2 separate regions of the Homo sapiens genome follow, and region 1 is linked to region 2. Evidence: chromatin contacts called from ENCODE Hi-C or POLR2A ChIA-PET data. All regions are on one chromosome and are shown on one strand. Each heading gives the region's core, a stretch centred on a gene start or an enhancer-like site at or near the end of the contact. The rest is flanking DNA. Distances are from core to core; before and after follow the strand shown.

Region 1 (4,151 bases), core at 161-2,660, 3.4 Mb before region 2:
CCTACACTGACAAAGAACACTGGGGCAGCTCCAGGGAAATGTGCCCAAGGTGTGGAGGGGGCTGGGGGAGTGGAGAGCAATTTTTTTTGTTCCCAACCATGCCTTTCTGCAATCTCTGTTCATCCTCGAAGACCTAAGACTGGAGAATGTGGGGTTTGTTTGTTTTGGAGCGACTGGGGCGGGGAGGGGGGGTCTCACCATGTTGCCCAGGTTGGTCTTAAACTCTTGGCCTCAAGCGATCCTCCTGCCTCGGTCTACCCAGTAGCTGGAACCACAGGCGTGCCAGATTCGGCTGAAGAGTTTTGTTAGGAAGTTTTCAGCACCTTGGACCATATCCTGAAAAAGTTCATTCATTGATTTAACCAATCTCTAGTGTGCACTGCCCAGAACCAGAGTGTAAGCTCCACAGGGTAGGGAGGGCGCCAGCTTTGCTCTCAGCTGCCCCCGGGCGCTTGGGACCTGGAACCCATGAATGAACAGACCCCGTTCTAGATCAACAGACATTCAAAGCAGCGCTCTAGGGGAAGGGCAGGGGAGGAATGAGCGTCCAGCCCCCGCGGCTCTACTTCTATGCCTGTGTGTAAGTGGTGGGATTTAAAGGTGGTTGGGTGCACCGGCCCTTCCCCCACCTGCAATCCGGTGCCAATGCAAGTGCCAGGGGAGGGTGGCGTTTCTGTTTACTTCCAGCCAGGTCAGCTCCCTTGCCCCCTCCCCTGTGTTTGCATTTTCTGCGTTTGGCGAGCTGGTGAAGTAGCCGCGGAAAGAAGGCGGATTTAAAGGCTCCATTTGGACGAGGCTTTTGGAGAAAGCTTGCACCTCCCATCACACCCCCAGGGCAAGTCAGCCGCCTCAAAAGTGCCGGTGCCGGCCCTCTGTGAGCTCAACACCTTCGCACAAACCTCGGGGGCGGTTATTATTACCCTCTTTTTCCCGGGGAGGCGCCTGGGGCTCAGAGAGGCCAAGTGACTCGCCCAAGGTCACACAGCTTTGCAGTGGCCGACCCGGGATTGGAACCCGGGGCTCCGGACCCCGCGGCGGCCGTTTCTCGAAGATACCCACTACCTCCCTCTTACACCGCTCAAAAATAAAGCAGGAAGGCCGAACGCCCCGTTTTCGCCGAAAAACAATGCTCCACGCAAATTTGCGGGAACAAAAGCAACCAGAAATCCAGCCCGGGTTTTCCGCCTCTCCGATTCCGCGGACCAATCGCGTCTTGACGGCCGCCGAGGGACGGGAGGCGGTGGCCCCAACATGATCGACAGCCCCCAGGGAGGCGTGGCCGCGGAACGGGCGAATGGGATTGGGGACCCGGCACAATCACGGGCCGAGAACGGGCCGCCTGAGCCAATCAGTGGGGGGGGGACGGGCCCGGCAGGCCCGGGCTGTCGCGAGAGGCGGCCACCCCGCCCACTTCTGCTGATCCCGGCCGCCCGTCAGCCGCGAGCGCGACGATCCCTCCGCTCCTCGGCCGGCGCCTCCTCCGCCGTCGCCGTCGCCGTCGCCGTCGCCGTCGCCGCCGCCGCCGCGCTCGGGCCCGGATCCGTCCGCCGCGCGGGAGCAGCAAGGCCGGCAAGTCCCGGCCGGATCCCTCCGCGCCTCCCGCCGCGCGTCCCTCCCCCTCCAGCGTCCGTTTCGCGGCCGCGGCCCCCAGCGCTCCCCAGGCGGCGACGCCGCGCCCGCGGCCCGGGGTAACGGCCGGCCTGGGCGGAGGCGCGGGCGGCGGCGACGGCATGGCCGGGGCGGCTCCGTCGGGGGGCGGCCCGCAGTGACAGACCCTGCGGCGCGGGGGGAGATGGGGGCGGCCGCCTCCCGGGCGACGACGACGACGACGACGAGGAGCAGCCGCCGCCGCCGCCGCGCACCGGCCGCCGCTGGGCACGGGCGCGGGGAAGGCGCCTCCCCGTGAGCGGGGGGCCCGAGGCCGCTCGCCGCCCCCGGCCGCCCCGGCCGCCCCGGGCCCCCCCGGCGCCCCGCGCGCGCCCGCCCGCCGGCCCCTGACGGGAGCCTTGCCCGGCCCCGGTCCCCGCCCCCGCCCCGGCGCCCGCCCGGCCCGCGGCGCCCGCGCGCCCTCGCCCGGACCCGGCCCCGGCCCGCGCGTCCCCGGTCCCGGCGCGCCCCGGCCGCGGCCCCCGGCGCCCCCCGGCCGCCCCCGCGCGGTCCCCGGCCCCGGGTCGCGGCGCGGCGCGGGCGGCAGCATGGTGGAGAAGCGCTGCCCGCTGCAGAGGGACGGCGTGTACCGCTGGTTCTCGGAGCTGCCGTCGCCGCAGCGCGTGGAGTTCCTGTGCGGCCTGCTGGACCTGTGCATCCCGCTCGAGCTTCGCTTCCTCGGCTCGTGCCTGGAGGACCTGGCCCGCAAGGACTACCACTCGCTGCGCGACTCGGAGATCAAGGCCAACAACCCGGCCGACCTGGGCAGCCTCACCAACCTGACGGACGAGGTGGTGCGCAGCAAGCTGCTGGTGTCGCTGGCGCTGCTGGGCTCGGAGCAGCGCGAGGCGGCGGGCGTGCTCTACCGCACGCTCACGCACATCGACTCCATCATCCACAACTACGGGCTGCAGCTTAACGAGGGCCGCACGGGCGATGAGTTCCTGCTGCTGTTCACCATGGCCTCCAACCACCCGGCCTTCAGCTTCCACCAGAAGCAGGTGCTGCGCCAGGAGCTCACGCAGATCCAGAGCAGCCTGAACGGCGGCGGGGGCCACGGCGGCAAGGGCGCGCCCGGGCCGGGCGGCGCGCTGCCCACTTGCCCAGCCTGCCACAAGGTGCGTGCCCGCCCCGAGCTCTGCCCTGTACCCCAAGTCTGCATCCCCAACTCTGCACTCCAAGCCTCCAGCCTGCACCGCGACCCCCCGACCCACGCCTCCAGCCTGCACTGAGAGCTCCCACCCAGGTCTCCAACCTGCACCACGAGCCCCCAGCCCGTATCCCAAGCCCCATCCTAAGCCTCTATGTCGCACCCCAAATGTGTGCCCCACCTCTCCAAGCCTCCACCGTACATCCCAAGCCTCCGCCGTACATCCCAAGCCTCCGCCGTACATCCCAAGCCCCCATCCTAAGCCCGCACTCCTCACCCTAAGTCTGCACTTTAAGCCCCAAGACCGCACCGCGGCCCTGAGCCCACACCCTCAGTCCCCTCTGCGTGCCCCAAAGCCTCCACACCTCCGCCTCGCGCCCCTTGGGCAGGAGCGGCTGCAGGGGCCCTGGGTCCGAGGATCCGCGGGAGCGGTGCGGGAGACGTCCGCGGTCAGAGCTCACAGTCCCAGGTGCCCTCCTTTCACTTAGCCGGCTGCAAACGCGATAAGGCCTTTGTCCCCTTAATGGGGCCCTTGGGTGACAGATAACACACATTGCGGCGCCTTGGTTTCCCCAAATCTGGTATTTATTACCAGAAAAGGAAGGAGCCGTGGCCACGCCAGAAGCCGCCGGTGAGGTGAACATTGCAAGGCGCTGGGGCTTCCCCGTCTGAGCCGCTCCCTCCACACAGGTGGAGGCCCTGCTTGGGGCCTGTGTCGCTGGGGGCCTGGGCGCGGGACATGGCTGTCCGTGTGAGCTCATTTATGGACACGTGCATGCTGTATGATGTACGCGTGTGTCGCATGTGGGCATGTATATGTGCACACGTGTGTATGAATGTGCACATGCTTGTGAACGTTGTGTGTGATCGTTTTTAAGAGCCGGGCTACCTGTAACAGACAGAAAAAGACTCCCAGAGCCTTAAATGCCCGTGAAACCTATTTATTGGCGACCCTTAGAAACAAAACCCAGGCTGACTTTGAGTGGGAGGGCACCGATGCCTTAAGGAATGTTAGGTTAGGTTAAAGATCTCCGGTCTCCAAATTGAACCGGAAGGGCGTCCTGGCCATCCACTTAGCGATGTGAACTTTTGTCTAAGTGTTTCAGAACTGAAAACGCAAAGTGTCTGGGGCTCCAGCTATTTTGAACAGCCCCCTGCAATCCAGTGCCAAAATTTTGCTGCCGGAAGAGATTACTTTGACCTGGTGTGATGTGTATTTAGATTACAAACTGATTATTTTTTGGAAGGGAATAGGTTGCAGTCGGGACCAAGTCTTGCTCAGTGTCTCTTTGCAGTGTCTTTAAGCTCTTTGAAGTTAAAACTTTGATAAGACTTTGCTTTTATGAGTGGCTGA
Region 2 (4,754 bases), core at 1,462-3,961:
CTTCCCGTTTTCACCTCCAGGTCATCATTCAGGAAGAGGGGGTACAGCTTGAGGTCCCGGTGACTAATCCAGTTTCAGGCAGGTGCCGGCAGCCAAGGATGATCTACTGCGGGCAGTAGTGCCCTCAGGCTTAGCGCTCTCCCCGTGTGCAACTCCATGAGAGGTCTCAGGTGGCAGAGCTCCAGCACCAGGAGCATGAAGTTGTCCTTGAAAAAGCCACTGACACCTGAGATGTGCTGGTGGGCGAGGCTGCAGTGAGTATAGCGAGAGGCTGGAGACGTCTCCAGGGACGTCTCCTCTGGGTGCGGATTGAGCAGCAGTGACTCAGGTGCGATCTTGCCCGAGAACACCTCCTTGGTGTTTGCCTCCAAGATTTTGATGCTCTCAGCAAAGCCACCCTTGCCAAAAAAGCAGCCTGCCTGTAGTGCCACCGGCAGGTTTACTAGGACCTCCAAGATCTCTGCAGAGTGGCTGCTGGGACTCCAGGAGCCACAACTCCAGGGAGGCTTTCCCAGGGTTGGCTAGTGCCTGTGCCATCAGCTATTACTCTTTAAAATAACATTTCATTTGAATAAAGATTTACCTTCCCATGGAATTACAGATGCTTTATTCTGTATGTGAAGCACAAGTTTAGGAAGTTATTTTAGAACCAGAGTGGTGGGAATCCACCAGTGGTAGACCAGGATCCTGTAGCTCAGGCTGTCTTGGTAGCTCTCCAAGTAACTTCTCTCCCACACACCAGTCCCCTCAGTGTATAGGCATTCTCTGAAACTGGTGGTGGTGGCATTCTCTCCCCTTCTTTGGGGCCTCGCTGTCACATGATGGATGCCTGCAATCACTGTTCTACCCCAGTTTCCAGCTGTAGGGCCATGTATTCAATGGCATAGTGACTAAAGGGCTGTTCAGAGAACCCTGACCAAGATTAATTTACCTAAAGTTGGAACAGAAGGACATAGTCAAGTTTAAAATCAAATGCTTTGTGTGGTGGCAGAAGGGAGTGCCTTTGACGGTTTGCAAATGCAGAGAGGCAAGGATTCTCCAAAAGTTCAGAAAATCGTATGAGATCTGAGTCAGGAAAGGATTCAAGAATCCACCACCACATATTGAATCATATAGGAGCCGAGCACTTTATGAGTATGCTTTTTGTTTGTTTTTGAGACAAGGTCTTGCTGTGTTGCCCAGGCTGGAGTGCAGTGGCACAATCATGGCTCACTGCAGCCTCGACCTCCTGGGCTCAGGCAGTCCTCCCACCTCAGCCTCCCTAGTAGCTGGGACTGCAGGTGCACACCACCACACCTGGTAAAAACAAAACCAAACACAACTATAGAGACATGTCTCTGTTGCCCAGACTAGTCTCAAACTCCTGGGCTCAAGTGATCCTCCCGCCACAGACTCCCAAAGTGTTGAGATTACAGGCATAAGCCACTGCGCTAGGGCTTATGTGTGTACTTAATTTAACCCTCATCCTTTAAGGTAGATATTAGTACCCCTATTTTTTAAAAAAATTATTTATTTATTTTTAAGGCAGAGTCTCGCTCTGTCGCCCAAGCTGGAGTGCAGTGGTACGATCTCAGCTCACTGCAACCTCCGCCTCCCAGGTTCAAGCGATTCTCTGCCTCAGCCTCCTGAGTTGCTGGGATTACAGTCATGCGCTACCACACTCAGCTAAGTTTTTATATTTTTGGTAGAGCCGGCGTTTCACCCATGTTGACCAGGCTGGTCTGAAACTTCTGACCTCAAGTGATCCGGCTGCCTCGGCCTCCCCAAGTGCTGGGATTACAGGCGCGAGCCACCCCGCCTGGCTAGTACCCCTATTTTTGTAATGAAGAAGCTGAGGTACAAAGAGGTTAAACAACCTGCTCAAAATTACGAAGTAGAAGCCTGAGGTGGGGTATGGTAATTTGTGATTCTACATTTATCCACCATATTAAGTCAACTGTGTTAAATCATGTTGAAGGAAGATGATGCGCTGTGATCTGTAATATTGGTGCAGTTCAGCATTACCGTGGTGCAGTGTCAAGTTCCAAAAGACACAAAACTGTCTGATCGGCCTGTAGCGCATCACCGCCCACCAGCAGTACCTGAAGACGCTTTCAGTCCCCTGCTAGTGCCGTACGGAGTCCGGGCTGGTCCATTTACATTGAAAACAAACTGATCCTAGCATCTAAGTCACCCAGACATCTTTTAGGCGGCAAGCTTTTCAGACAGTTTAACACATTTATTCTTGTTTTTTCAAAAAGAGCAAACACGTGGCGTTACAAAGGTCCTCCGTTTCGCACGCACCGGTGTCCCGGCAGCGCGCTGCGCGTCGGGAGGCCCAGTCTGTCGTCCCGTGGGGCCGGGGGTCAGGAGGTCGGGCAGGCGGGATTTGGGGTTTCGCGTGTTCCGGACCGGACACTTCGCCATCTTAACGAGCTACCGCCCGGGTTAAGGGGCACCCAGGGCAGGTGCCCGGCCGGGGGTGGGGTGTCCGAGCCGCCGGTGCCTGGACGTGGACCCCTGCAGGAAGGGTCCGCGCGGGAAGCGAGCTCTCCACGAGTCCATGACAGCAGGCCCGCGGGGGCAGGGAGCCTGCGCCAGGCAGTCTTTCTAGATCCTGGCCCAGCCTGGCCGCTTTCGCGCCCGTGCTCCTTTTCGGGGATCCTAGAGCGACGCGCAGAGCGGACCAAGGGTTCCCCCAGCGCGTTCTCGCCGCCTGGCAGCTCGCTGGCCACGCCCCTCCGCTTCCACCCTGCCACCGGCCCCCGCCGCCGCAAATGTCGCGAGACCTTCGTCCATCCTCCCGGCGTGGTCCCGCTGCCCACGGCGTCCAGAGCGCGCACGCAAGCCCCGGGAGCGCGGGACAGACAGGGCACGCTGGGTCGGCGGAGCTGAGGCTCCCAGCTGTGGGCCTCGCTGGCCCGGTCGCCCAGTCTCGCGAGAGTTGGGAGTAAACAGCCCCGAATGGAGTGCCCAGGCGTGTTCGCCGCGGAGGCGCCGTTATCCCGGGCCCGCCGGCCCTGAGCTCCCGGCGGCGCAGGTACGTCAGCCGCCCGCGCGCGGCCTCCCCGACCCGCTCCGCCTAGCGGCGGCGGCCCGCTCGCTCAGGTGTGCCGGTTGCGTCCGAGGCCCCGAGGCGAGGGCTGCGGGGGCCGGGCCGGGTCGGGGGAGGTGGGCGCGGGGCCTCCGGCGCTTGTTTGGACACAGCGTGCCTGTACCGCGGCCCTGCGGGGGTCTGCGCGCTCCGGCAGCTTGTTCCGTTGCCTGGTTTTCTTTACGTGAAATGAGCATTCACCGAGTGAAACAATACGCCCTGCTCTGGCCCGGAGCCTCCAGACAGACTCAATTCTAGGTGCGCTTCCGGGGCAGTGCTGGCGTCAGGTTTAAAAGACGTCGATTCTTTGCCTTATCTCGGTCTGTGCATATTGCGCTGCTGGTTTTTGGAAATGCGGGGATTCTGTTCGGCGAACTCTCAGAACCAGATTGCCTTTTAAACCTGTAGCTTCTTAAAAATCTTGCCTCGCCTTGGCATGGTTGCGCTACCTAAGACCGTTGTGGATCGTCAGTATTTTTATTAAGATGTTTACCTTTCATATTGGGTTGAGCCCCTGAGAATCTTGGCCTATTTGTCTACACAAATTAAGTTATTAGATTCTGATTGACACTTCGAAATTACGTGGAGTGGAATACGACCTGCGTTGAATTCTGGAGACTCATCCTTTAGTCTGAACTGTGTAGGTAAGCCCTCCTAACGTCAAGGTCTCCAATTGTATGTCTACGAAAAGGAGGGCTTGCAGAAGAGAAGTAATTCCTCTCATTTTTTTTTTTTTCAATCTGGAGAATCCGCTTTTATTATTTATACTTATTTTTTAATGTAAGAGCTTCATTGAAGTAGAATTTACATACCATAAAATCCACCTGTTTTAAGTGTACTATTCAGTGGTTTTTAGTAAATTTACAGCAGCACAGCCACTACCAAATCCACTTTTAGAACATTTCCGTTACCCCAAGACCTCTGATGCCCAGTTGTAGTCAATGCCCATTTCCAGGCCCCGCCACAGGCAACCTTTCATCTACTTTGTCTTTCTAGATTTGCCTTTAATGACTATTTCGTATATTCAGATGGAAACATATGATATGCGGCCTTTTGTGTCAGGCTTCTTTCACTTAGCATGTTTTCACAGTTCATCCATGTTGTAGCATGAATCAGGATTTCATTCCTTTTATGACCAAATAATATTCAGTTGTATGGCTATACCACATTTTGTTTAAGCATTTATGCAGAACACTTTTGACAAATAAAAGTTTATTTTATGCTCTAATGTGTGATGCGGATGACAGCAAAACTGTTGATTGAGAATGGGAGCTGGGACCTGACCCAGACACGTGTCAAACGACTGCACTCCCCAGGCACCCCGTATAATCAAGAGTTGGTCCTTTCTATATAAAAAGGGAAAATTCCAATGCAGAGCTTGCGGAACCTTTGAAGCACCTAGGGAAGAAGTGGGAGCTCTTCTAGTCAGGAGGTTAACAAGAACTAGGAAGGCTGGGCCGGGCGCGGTGGCTCACGCCTGTAATCCCACAATTTGGGAGGCCGAGGCGGGCGGATCACAAGGTCAGGTGTTCAAGACCAGCCTGGCCAACGTGGTGAAATCCCGTCTCTACTGAAAATACAAAAATTAGCTGGGCGCAATGGCAGGCGCCTGTAATCCCAGCTACTCGGGAGGCTGAGGCAGGAGAATCCCTTGAACCCAGGCGGCAGAGGTTGTAGTGAG

What was found. A loop is a pair of places that touch in the nucleus more often than their neighbours do. ChIA-PET counts read pairs that join two places held with the same protein, here RNA polymerase II (POLR2A). Pooled maps may share reads with other maps.
Region 1: a loop to region 2 is called in a pooled map, with 12 times the contacts of the local background. The contact joins the promoter of ZCCHC14 here to the promoter of MBTPS1-DT in region 2. A Hi-C loop is called at or near these places in 1 of 168 maps with a recorded cell type or tissue (posterior vena cava) and 5 of 50 pooled maps. POLR2A ChIA-PET finds 5 or more read pairs at or near these places in 1 of 52 experiments (activated B cell).

What each region holds. Positions count from the first base shown.
Region 1 is chr16:87,490,283-87,494,433 of GRCh38, reverse strand. ZCCHC14 (zinc finger CCHC-type containing 14) reads left to right here and starts at 1,410. Exons shown (of 13, transcript NM_015144.3): 1 at 1,410-2,765. The coding sequence starts at 2,196. It overlaps ZCCHC14-DT (ZCCHC14 divergent transcript), which reads right to left and starts at 247. Exons shown (of 4, transcript NR_110943.1): 1 at 199-247. RefSeq lists a silencer at 1,292-1,471.
Region 2 is chr16:84,115,000-84,119,753 of GRCh38, reverse strand. It overlaps MBTPS1-DT (MBTPS1 divergent transcript), which reads right to left and starts at 2,711. Exons shown (of 1, transcript NR_186375.1): 1 at 591-2,711. It overlaps MBTPS1 (membrane bound transcription factor peptidase, site 1), which reads left to right and starts at 2,812. Exons shown (of 23, transcript NM_003791.4): 1 at 2,812-3,019. It also overlaps the pseudogene LOC648774. RefSeq lists an enhancer at 2,082-2,241 and silencers at 2,392-2,491, 2,892-3,321.